Linked DNA regions of Homo sapiens: region 1 is linked to region 2. A link is a contact called in ENCODE Hi-C or POLR2A ChIA-PET data. All regions are on one chromosome and are shown on one strand. The core of a region is the stretch at or near the end of the contact, and the rest is flanking DNA. Distances in the headings are between cores, read along the strand shown.

Region 1 (5,739 bases), core at 896-3,395, 40 kb after region 2:
TTAAAAGAAGACTTCAAAGCATACAGTTAAATTGGTTTCCCTGTATTTTACAGCAGGTTAAATGAAAACCTGAGAATCATAGGTTTCTAGGTTTGGCTAGGACTTTAAAATATTACGGAGCCATCTACTATGGTGGTTTAAAAACTCCTTTTACTAGGCCGGGTGCGGTGGCTCAATCCCAGCACTTTGGAAGGCCGAGGCGGGCGGATCACAAAGTCAGGATTTCAAGACCAGCCTGGCCAACATAGTGAAACCCCGTCTCTACCAAAAATATAAAAATCAGGCAGGTGTGGTGGCATGCACCTGTAGTCCCAGCTACTCAGGAGGCTGAGGCGGGAGAATTGCTCGAACCTGGGAGGCAGAGGTTGCAGTGAGCTGAGATCACGCCATTGCACTCCAGCCTGGGTGACAGAGTGAAACTCTGTTTCAAAAAAAAAAAATCCCAAAAAACTCCTTTTACTTTTCTTTGTTCATTGATTTATTAATTCATTCATTGACTCATTTGTGCAACTGTGTTTACATATCAGACATCTGCTAGGCATTTGCAATGGTAACTTGAGAGGCAGTTCAAGATACAAAGCAGATGACGGGTCACAGAGGCACTGTTTGGTGTAGAGGAGCGTGGACCAAGGGACTTAATTTATCTTGTCCTTCTCCTTTTACTTCCATGCAGTATAGTCCCTGAGGTGGGTTCAAGGTTCCCAAAGTGGGGTGACATTTGTGTACCATTGATCCTAATTCAGCAAACAGTTGCTCTTGGTGACTCTTTTCCCAGGAAAATCCATGCAGAGAAGCATTCATTCCACATTTGGGCAGGTGAGCTGGTGTGACAGTGTGAGGTTAATGTGGATGTAGCAGGTGCCTGCCCTCGGGGTGGAGCTCCTCTGTGTGGCCCAGTGAAACTGATAGAGGTCTTTGGGTGAGGGTTGGTAGATTGAGCCTCTGGCTTGTGAAACTGATAGGGGTCCCTGGGTGAGGATTGGTGGATTGAGCCTCTGGCTGAGCACTTCACAGCTTTTTGATTCTGTCATTCAGTAGCCACAGCCACAGCTAGAGTAACTCATCTTATGTCCCAGATTGCTTAGAGTCATTTGGCATGAGACTCATGGTATCTGGACTTATTTAGCATCTTAGAGAGTGGGCAGCAGGGGCAGAAGAATATTTCTTCATTCATTTACTTATTAACTCAGCAATGATTTATTTCTCTATTCAGTAATCATGTATCTGGTGCTTTTATGTGCCAGGCTGCTGTGCTAGCCACTAGGGATTTGGGGTGTCCTCTGGCGGGGCTTACCATTGAATGGGAGAGGCTGATGTGAAGGATGATGTCGTATTAAATGTAACAGTGTAGCTATGCTAAGTCCTGCCAAGCCTCCGAGTGTATGTGGTGCTCTGTGAACAGGTAGGAGGGGGTTGTACCGGGTTGAAGGGAGACAGAGATGTGTGAACTGTGGTCTGTGTCTGTGTGTGAGCAAGATGGTTGTCCCAGAGAACAGGCATAGCATGTGCAAAGGCCCTGAGGAGGCATTTGGAGGGCTTCAAAGAGGTACAATGTCCAAATACCGCTAATGTAGCTACCAAGTGAAGCACATCACTTGGTAGCAGCTACCAAGTGAAGCACATCACTTGGTAGCAGCTACCAAGTGAGTCAGCACCTCGAATGCTCAGTAGCTACCTCCTCTAAGTCAAGTGAGTTATGCAGGACCACCAGTTCCAATTCTAGGCAATCAGTCCTATTTGCCCCCACATCCTGCATTTAAAAAGTGACATTTGTTACCCAGTTGTAATTGCTTGTGTGTGTATGTGTGTTTCTTACAGAAGACTGTGAGTTGCATGGTTGCAGGGGATGTTTCATGCTCATCTTTGTACACACCGTAGGTGCTTAATAAATGTATCAGAGAACAGGGAAGATTTTTATTGAGCACGTACTGTGGGCTCAGCACTATTTATGCACACGTACATATAAGGCTACAAAATCGAAAAGCCAAAAGGAGCATACGTTTTACAAGCTGGAGTAGATGCCAGCGGATGCATTTGGAGCTTGAAAGCTTTTGTGCCGTCTGTTCCCATACTGCCAGAACTCCGGAACTGAGGCTGTCATCCTGTGTCTCCTTAGACCTGCTGAAACTCAGCCTGCTGGGACGAGTCTTCTTTCCCCCTTCTTGTTTCTGCCATGGAAGTGTGTGGACAGCCCCATTCATGATGACATGTGACACTACTGGCTTTTCCCGGCAGTCACACCCCCTGACCCAGGGCCTGCCAGCTTGGGTAAGTGGGGCCCATGCTTGACCCAAGCTTGAGGGCTGGAGTGTCCAAGGGCATGGAGAGTGCCTGTGAGTTCTGCCAGAGAATTTTCTCTCTGTCCTTTGAATCCTGTCATTGTTCTGTGTCTCATGTCCTGGCTATTACATATGTATCCTCAATCAGGGTTTCCAGAGGTCACAGCTGCTCTCCCAAAAGGCCAATGGCCCTGATTCTGGGTGGGATTCTGGAGCCTTAGAACTCTGGTTGGGATCTTTGTGTATGGAAATTCTCCAATTCTCAGATTCTTCATATCTGTCCCTCCATTCTACCTCTAACCGTGTCTAGACAGTGTTCTCCAGTTTGGGGAGATGGAATCTGTTAGCACCATCGAGCGTGTAAGGAAGAGAAAATATCAAAATCTGTCTGCCTTTCTTTCCTGGAGGCTGCTGAGTGAGTCAGAGCCGGGGGAGCAGTGTGGGGCCCCAAGGAAGGGAAGTGGAGAGGCTTGTGTTTAACTAAAATACCTTCTACTTTTTTAGTCCATCTAGGTGGGGGCTGGCTGGGGGCAGTTTCACAGGGAAGAAAACACTGGCATGAAGAGAGCCTGGGGGATCGAGAACAGCAACTTACCTGGCACTTTTTAAGACCAGAAAGGAATAAAAAATAATTTTTAAAAAGACAGAGCTGAGGCTGGGTGTGGTGGCTCAAGCCTGTAATCTCAGCACTTTGGGAGGCTGAGGTGGGCGGATCCCCTGAGGTCAGGAGTTCGAGACCAGCCTGGCCAACATGGAGAAACCCCACCTCTACTAAAACCACAAAATTACCTGGGCGTGGTGGCACATGCCTGTAATCCCAGCTACTCCGGAAGCTGAGGCAGGAGAATGGCTTGAACCTGGGAGGCAGAAGTTGCTGTGAGCCAAGGTCGCGCCATTGCACTCCAGCCTGGGCAGCAAGAGTGAAACTTGGTCTCAAAAAAAAAAAAAGACAGAGCTAAGTGGGTGGTGGACTTGAGGTTAGGTTTCAGCTGGGTGATCGTAGGCAAGTCTGGCGACCTCTCTGGGCCCTTTCCCTTCATCTCCATGAGGGAGATAACGATCATTCCTTCATTCTTGACTTTTGGAGTTGCTGGAGGGTTAATGAGAGAGGAGGTCCCCTGCTTTGCGAAAACAGATCTCATAGCAGGGTGAACAAGAGGCTTATGCCCCAAGCTACTACAAAATGGGGTCTCCTAATTGTACCCACTAAATAGGGTTGTGAGGAGGATGAGATGTATAAAACACAAGAAGCATGTGGCATAGCTCGAGATCTCACTCATGGGAAGACCTCACTGTTGGGCGTTTCTCTTTCTATTAAGAGTATGAAGGCAGTCAGCATAATATGCGTGTTCAACAGAAAAGAACCACAAAGCAAACAAATAATGAAAGCAGGTTGAGTGAGAAAAATGAGAATGGCTTCTTTTTATGGCATCTGGAAGGGTGGGGGAGGGGAAAGAAAAGGGACAAAGGGATGATTGGGTGGGGTTGGTGCCTAGGGCATGGGTTCCAAGGTCACTAACCAGCTTTGTGCTCCCAGGCACTCCTGAGCTGCATTGCTGTGTGACCTGCAGCAGGTTACTTGCCTTCTCTGTGCTAGATGCTTAGCACACACTTGTGATTAGGATCACCTGGGATGTGGGCAGGCTCTGCAGTGGGAAAACAGGGTAACAGGAGTGAGGGAATGTGAGGACGCTCCCACTGAGGCCTATTCAGGGAGGAGCATGTGTGGTGTGAATTTGGTGTCAAACCTGGTTTTAAGTCCTGACTTCGCCTCTTGCTTCCTGGGTGACTCCAGTTACTTGGCCTCTCTGAGCTGGTTTCCTTATCTGTGTAGCAGAGATCACTGCTTTTTGCCATTAAGTGCTGGCCTCTAGATTAGCTGTCAGGGGAAAGTCCTCCAGAGTGTTGATGCCTTTTCTACACCCTTGGAGCTGGAACGAACTTCAGGGATGGGCGTTTAGTCCACTCCCCTCGTCCAGAGCTCAGAGACGGGGAGAGGCAGGCCCAAGCCTGCCGGGTGAGGTCAGCAGAGGGCTGTCGTATGGAATCTGGGGCTCAGGACTCTGTCCCATTTCTCTAAACCATTCTGCTTCAACCCAGACACTGACTGTTTTCCAAATTTACTTGTTTGTTTGTTTTGTTTGTTTAGCAATTGCTTCTCCATTCTTGAAGTTCCTAACCCCCATGAATCCACAACCATAACCATGGCCACGCGGGTCGAGGTGGGCTCCATAACGCCCTTGACGGCCGTGCCAGGCCTGGGTGAGATGGGCAAGGAGGAGACCCTGACGAGGACCTACTTCCTCCAGGCCGGCGAAGCCTCTGGGGCTCCCCCAGCCCGGATCTTGGAAGCGAAGAGCCCCCTGCGGAGCCCGGCCCGGTTACTCCCTCTGCCAAGGCTCGCCCCCAAACCCTTCTCGAAGGAGCAGGACGTGAAATCTCCTGTCCCGTCTCTGCGGCCCAGTTCGACTGGACCTTCCCCCTCTGGGGGGCTCTCTGAGGAGCCAGCAGCAAAGGATCTGGACAACAGGATGCCCGGCTTGGTGGGGCAGGAGGTGGGCAGTGGGGAGGGCCCGAGGACGAGCTCGCCCCTCTTCAACAAGGCTGTGTTCCTGCGGCCCAGCTCCAGCACCATGATTCTCTTCGAAACCACCAAAAGCGGCCCCGCTCTGGGGAAGGCGGTTAGTGAGGGGGCGGAGGAGGCCAAGCTAGGTGTGTCCGGCTCCCGGCCTGAGGTGGCTGCCAAGCCCGCCCTGCCCACCCAGAAGCCTGCGGGGACCCTTCCCCGGTCAGCTCCCCTGTCTCAGGACACAAAACCACCTGTACCCCAAGAGGAGGCAGGCCAAGACCATCCTCCCTCAAAGGCCAGCAGTGTGGAGGACACGGCACGCCCCCTTGTGGAGCCCAGGCCTCGCCTGAAGAGAAGGCCCGTGTCTGCCATTTTCACGGAGTCCATTCAGCCTCAGAAGCCAGGCCCCGGCGCAGCGGCCACAGTGGGCAAAGTGCCACCCACCCCTCCCGAGAAGACGTGGGTGAGGAAGCCCAGGCCCTTGTCCATGGACCTCACGGCCCGGTTTGAGAACAAAGAGGCCTTGCTGAGGAAGGTGGCCGATGAAGGAAGTGGACCCACAGCAGGGGATATGGCTGGGCTAGAGAGGCCCAGAGCAGCGTCCAAGCTGGACAGGGACTGTTTGGTCAAGGCGGAGGCTCCTCTTCATGATCCTGATTTGGACTTCCTGGAGGTGGCCAAGAAAATCCGTGAACGGAAGGAGAAGATGCTTTCGAAGCCGGAGATGGGCAGCCCCAGAGCCCTGGTGGGGGGCTCATCTGGGGTCACCCCCAGCAATGACCAGAGTCCCTGGGAAGAAAAGGCCAAGCTGGACCCAGAGCCAGAGAAGGCTGCTGAGTCCCCCTCACCCAGGCTGGGAAGGGGCCTAGAACTTGCTGAGGTTAAGAGCAG
Region 2 (5,788 bases), core at 1,336-3,835:
AGCTGTATGTCTGTGTGTTCTTTTTTTATAAGGACACTAGTCATTGGATTAGGGTCCACCCTAATGCAGAGTGACCTCATTCAGACCTAACTAATTACATCTACAAGGACCCTATTTCCAAAGAAGGTCGCATTCTGAGATTACAGGTGGACCTGAATTTTGGGGAGACAGTTTTTCTCCCATTACACTGAAGAAGGGCCATTAAAGCTCAGACTTAAAGGATGTGTGTATGGTGGGGGGGCGGGGGTGGTTCAAGGTGCGGTTGTTTGAAGCAGAGGGAACAGCTTGCGCTAGGGCTTTCTGGCAGGAGTGCGGCACAGAGGCCTGTGTGACTGTGCGGTGGGGGCTGAAGCTGGGGGTCTGGGGGCCTGGGGTATGGGGCCATGGAAAGGTGTTTGGAATTTTTTTTTTTTTTTTTTTTTGAGACAGAGTTTCACTCTTGTTGCCCAGGCTGGAGTGCAATGGTGCGATCTCGGCTCACCACAACCTCCGCCTCCTGGATTCAAGCAATTCTCCTGCCTCAGCCTCCCAAGTAGCTGGGATTACAGGCATGCACCACCACGCCCAGCTAACTTTGTGTTTTTAGTAGAGATGGGGTGTCTCCATGTTGGTCAGGCTGGTCTCGAACTCCCGACCTCAGGTGATCTGCCCGCCTCGGCCTCCCAAAGTGCTAGGATTACAGGTGTGAGCAACCGCGCCTGGCCGGTGTTTGGATTTAACTCTAAATGCCTCTCAGGGGCTTAAGCAGGGACATTATGTGGTTGCATTCCCTTTTGGAAGAAAGTCACTTAATTAGGAAGGGGCATGACAGTGACTGAGGGTACATGCCTTAAGGGTTACCCCCAAGCACACTGACATCCCTCCAGTGTTCTAAGCCTCAAATCCTTTGCAGATAGGTAGGGCAGTACTTTTATCTCTTGAGGAAATGCAGGCCCAGAGAGGTTAAGCAGTTTTCTTAGGGTCACACAGCTAGGGGAAAGAAAGCTCAAGGCCTCAGCTAACATCTTCAGTCTTGTAAGTTCTCAACACACCTGGAGGCAAAGGACCATCCTCAAATATAGCTGGGTGTCCAGGGCACGGGAAATAGCCCAGGACAGGGAGCACTGATTTTACACCTGTTGGTGAAGGTAATGCATCATCTGCCCAGTCAAGAGACGGTTTAGCTACTGGGCAAGGGATGAGGCAGCTTCAGCAACTTAATAAGCGTGGAATTAATTCCCTTATATGTGTGAGCTGCTGTGAGTCTTCCCATTCAGGACAAAGCTCAGGAGCAGAGGAGAAAAAGCAGGTAAAACTTTGGGAGGCCGAGGTGGGCGGATCATGAGGTCGGGAGATTGAGACCATCCTGGTCAACATGGTGAAACCCCATCTCTACTAAAAATGCAAAAAAATTAGATGGGCTTGGCGGCATGTGCCTGCAACCCCAGCTACTCGGGAAGCTGAGGCAGGAGAATTGCGTGAACCCTGGAGGCGGAGGTTGCGGTGAGCCGAGATCGTGTCATTGCACTCCAGCCTGGCGACAGAGCTAGACTACGTCTCAAAAAAAAAAAAAAAAAAAAAAAAAGCAGGCAAACAGCAATAAACGCTGACCTGTGTCCACCAAGGAGCATGTTGGAGGGTTGTTATAGTATCCTAGGCCCCGGGCCCAGATGAAATGGCAGGATAATTCCAACTGTTCCAGAAGCACGGAGCTGCTGTCTCTCTGATTTTTTGGATATATATTCATGTGGAAAAGAGCTTTCTTCTTATTGGGAAGTAAAAATATATCTCTATTCAGATAAAACATCTCTATTCACATTCCAAACTGGGAACATATCAATTTTCCCACACTGGGATTTAAAACGTAAATTAGGTGCTGTCTCCGAGGTATTGAGGATGCTAATATCCTCCTAAGAGATGGGCTTGTTGGCTGGATCTGAAATTCCCTGTGGAGTGAAAGGCCGTTATTTCCTGCTGTGTTTTGTTTCTTTCTTTTTTTTTTTTCGAGACAGAGTCTCGCTCTGTCACCCAGGCTGGAGTGCAGTGGTGCGATCTCGGCTCACTGCAAGCTCCGCCTCCCGGGTTCACGCCATTCTCCTGCCTCAGCCTCCCGAGTAGCTGGGACTACAGGCGCCCGCCACCGCGCCCGGCTAATTTTTTGTATTTTTAGTAAAGATGGGGTTTCACCGGGTTAGCCAGGATGGTCTCGATCTCCTGAGCTCATTATCCGCCCACCTCGGCCTCCCAAAGTGCTGGGATTACAGGCGTGAGCCAGCGCGCCTAGCCTTTCTGTCTCTTGTTTCTTTAGTTCCCTCTTTGTCTCAGCGCCTTTTGAGGGAGGAAGAGAGGGAGGGAGAGGGGGAGAGAGAGAGAGAGTGTGTGAGTGTGTGTGTGTATGTGTGTGTGTGTGTGTGTGTATGGTGAGGGGAGAGAGAGAGAGAGAGAAACAGAATGAGAGGGAGGAACTACTCTGTTCTCCAACACCAGGAGAAACCTCTCCCTCTGGAATAGCCCCTTCCCATTGAGGATTTTTCTCCAACTGTGTTTTGCGAGGGTTGTGGGGTAACCCTTCGGGAGGAAGCTGAGTCAGTAAGTGCCGATGCTGTCTCCTGACTGCTGGGTTGGGACTTGTGTGCGTGTGTGTGTTATGGGGGATGGGGACGTGTGAAAGACAGGAGTTAAATTTGGTCCCGGATCTGAACATGGGTTTCCTTCCTCTCCTAGTGAAAGGACTTATCTCAGATGAATCACGTCCTCTCTTTAGAGTTCTGGGCTCATGGAATGTCAAGGCCAGTCTGGCGCTCTTGGAGAGGTGCCTGCCCAAGGGATGTCAGATTCTGGTTTGTGACTCTGGAGGGGCGTTTGGCCACCCTAAGGGATGACGCTTGTGGCTTCAACCAGAGCATCTTCCCTATGTAGTCAGTCTTCCCTCGGTATCTGTGGGAGACTGGGTTACGGGATACCAAAATCCCCAGAAGCTCAAATCCCTGATATAAAATGGTGTAGTATTTGCATGTAACCTATACATATCCTCCCAGATGCTTTAAATCAGCTCAAGATTAATTATGATAGTTAATACAATGTAGATACCATGTAAGTAGTTACTATCTACATTGTTTATGGAATATGACAAGAAAAAAAAACTCTGTACCTGTTCAATACTGATGCAACCATCCTTATTTTTTTCCTGAATATTTTCAATCAGTGATTAATTGAATCCATAGATGTAGAACCCATGGATACAGAGAACTGCCTATTCATTTCATTCACCCACCCAACCACCCACCCACCCATCCACCCACCCACCCATCCACCCACCCATCCACCCATCCACCCACCCATCCATCCATCCATCCACCCACCCACCCATCCATCCATCCATCCATCACAAGCTTGATGCACAGCTCTATGCTGGGGGCAGGGCCTCATGGTAATTATCCACCATTTGTTATCTGATCATCTGTCAAGGCCCTGACCCCTTTCAGGCACTAGGGAGCATCCATAGAAATGAAGGACAAAGCCCCTTGCCCTCTGGAGGTCACAGCCTAAAGCAGGGGTCGGCCAGCTTCTCCTGTAGAGGACCAGATAGTAAATATTTTCAGCTTTGCAGGCCATAAGACCTCTGTCACACCTGCTGACCTCCGCCGTTTACTGCACAAGCAGCCCAGACAGGATGTAAACAAGTGGGTGTGGCTGTGGTTTGACTGCAATCACAACTTATGTATAGACACACACATTTGATTTTTATATGATTTTTCATGTGTCATGAAATACTGTTCTTTTGATTTTTTTCCAATGATTTATTTATTATTATTATTATTTTTTTTTTTTTTTCTGAGACAGAGTCTCGCCCTGTTGCCCAGGCTAGAGTGTAGTGGTGCAAACTCGGCTCACTGCAAGCTCTGCCTCCCAGGTTCACGTCATTCTCCTGTCTCAGCCTCTGGAGTAGCTGGGACTACAGGCGCCTGCCACCATGCCCGGCTAATTTTTTGTATTTTTCAGTAGAGACGGGGTTTCACCGTGTTAGCCAGGATGTTCTCGATCTCCTGACCTCGTGATCCACCCGCCTCGGCCTCTCAAAGTGCTGGGATTACAGGTGTGAGCCACTGCGCCTGGCCTATTATTATTTTTTGAGATGGAGTCTCACTCTGTTGCCCAGTCTGGAGTGCCATGGTGTGATCATAGCTCACTGCAGCCTCAAACTCCTGGGCTCAAGTGACCTTCTTTCCTGCCTCAGCCTCCTGAGTAACTGAGACTACAGGCACATGCCACCACACCTGGCTAATTATTTTATTTTTTGTAGAGGTGGGGTCTTGCTGTATTGCCCAGCCTGGCCCTAAGCAATGCTCCCACCTCAACCTCCAGAGTAGCAGGGATTACAGGTGTGCACCACCAATCCTGGCTAAATGACAGCTAGTCTGATAGACTCCTGCTAGATTGGGCATATTATGTCTGCTTTGCAATTGAGGATACTGAGACATGGGGAAGGAGAATGACTTTCTGAAGTAGAACCTGGATTTGAGCCCAGCCTTGTAGTCTCTGACCCCTGTCATGTCTGCCTTCTCTCCACACATCTCCAGAGCTCTCTGCCCTGCAGGGGGTCCATCTGCAGCATCACAGGACTGTCAAGACTCCTGCCTGGGCGGGGCACGGTGGTTCACGCCTGTAATCCCAGCACTTTGGGAGGCCGAGGCGGGTGGATCACCTGAGGTCAAGAGTTCGAGACCAGCTTGGCTAACATGGTGAAACCCCGTTTCTACTAAAAATATATTTTAAAAATAGCTGTGTGTTATGGCGTGCATCTGTAATCCCAGCTACTTGGGAGGCTGAGGCAGGAGAATCACTTGAATCTGGGAGTTGGAGGTTGCAGTGAGCCGAGATCGCGCCATTGCACTCCAGCTTGGGCAACAAGAGTGAAACTCCATCTCAAAAAAAAAAAAAAAAAGACTCCTGCCTGGATCTCAGCCCCCCAAACTGGGAGCACTTGTTATTTTTAGGGTATCTCTATTCTGACCCCCGCTCAGTGGGAAGGATTCCCATTTTTGCTTCATATGATCCTTTGGGTAGAAAATCACTATTTATGTTAGTTCTTCAAAAATGGGTTTGGGGCTGGGTGTGGTGGTCATGCCTGTAATCCTAACACTTTGGGAGACTGAGGTGGATGGATCACTTGAGGTCAGGAGTTCAAGACCAGCCACATGGTGAAACCCCATCTCTACTAAAAAATACAAAAATTAGCCAGGCATGGTGGCTAGTGCCTGTAATCCCAGCTACTTGGGAGGCTGAGGCAAGAGAATCTCTTGAACCTGGGAAGTGAAGATTGCTATGAGACAAGATGACACCACTGCACTCCAGCCTGGGTGAAAGAGCGAGACTCCATCTCAAAAAAAAAAAAAAAAAAAATGGGTTTGGGTGGTTTATCTCATCTGAGAATTGTGGTCCGGTGTCAGACCCAAAGATGGGGAGGGAATGGGGCAGGGAGCTACTGAACACCAGGTACTGTGCTGGAGTTTTCAGTGTCCATCTGGGTTTGGTATCTTCCCCATCTCACAGTTGGAAAAACTGAGGCTCAAAGAGGAGCACTGACTTGTCCAAGGTCATGCAACTAGTGATTATGGAGCTGGGATTGGAATCCAGGTCTCTGACTCCCTGTACTTTGTGCTGGTGTTGAACTCCCAGGCCCAGTACACTCACCACTTCTTCGTGGAGGGAGTTTTGAATCAATCTTTTTTCAAGGTCCCTTTGGTTCTGGTTTCCCCTGGTTTCATGTCGAGGGTGAGTAGGAAGGGGTGTTCATTGTCTTCCTCTC

What was found. A loop is a pair of places that touch in the nucleus more often than their neighbours do. ChIA-PET counts read pairs that join two places held with the same protein, here RNA polymerase II (POLR2A). Pooled maps may share reads with other maps.
Region 1: a map of endothelial cell of umbilical vein shows a loop between it and region 2 (6-fold over the local background). The contact joins two enhancer-like sites. A Hi-C loop is called at or near these places in 23 of 168 maps with a recorded cell type or tissue (CD4-positive, alpha-beta T cell, HCT116, MCF 10A and 14 more) and 15 of 50 pooled maps. POLR2A ChIA-PET finds 5 or more read pairs at or near these places in 15 of 52 experiments (A549, Caco-2, H1 and 12 more).

What each region holds. Positions count from the first base shown.
Region 1 is chr22:25,023,517-25,029,255 of GRCh38, forward strand. It overlaps KIAA1671, which reads left to right. Exons shown (of 13, transcript NM_001145206.2): 2 at 2,117-2,268; 3 at 4,429-5,739. The coding sequence starts at 4,484. Among named protein-coding and RNA genes, the nearest start is that of KIAA1671, 74 kb to the left of the region's middle. RefSeq lists an enhancer at 2,432-3,631. Within about 2 kb of position 2,146, at least 12 of the 41 ENCODE cell types and tissues checked have a DNase peak (open chromatin) inside an H3K27ac peak, as active enhancers do; they include endothelial cell of umbilical vein, heart right ventricle and left ventricle myocardium inferior, where a contact is called at or near this core.
Region 2 is chr22:24,983,374-24,989,161 of GRCh38, forward strand. All of the region lies in intron 1 of KIAA1671, which reads left to right. Among named protein-coding and RNA genes, the nearest start is that of KIAA1671, 34 kb to the left of the region's middle. Within about 2 kb of position 2,586, at least 9 of the 41 ENCODE cell types and tissues checked have a DNase peak (open chromatin) inside an H3K27ac peak, as active enhancers do; they include endothelial cell of umbilical vein, heart right ventricle and left ventricle myocardium inferior, where a contact is called at or near this core.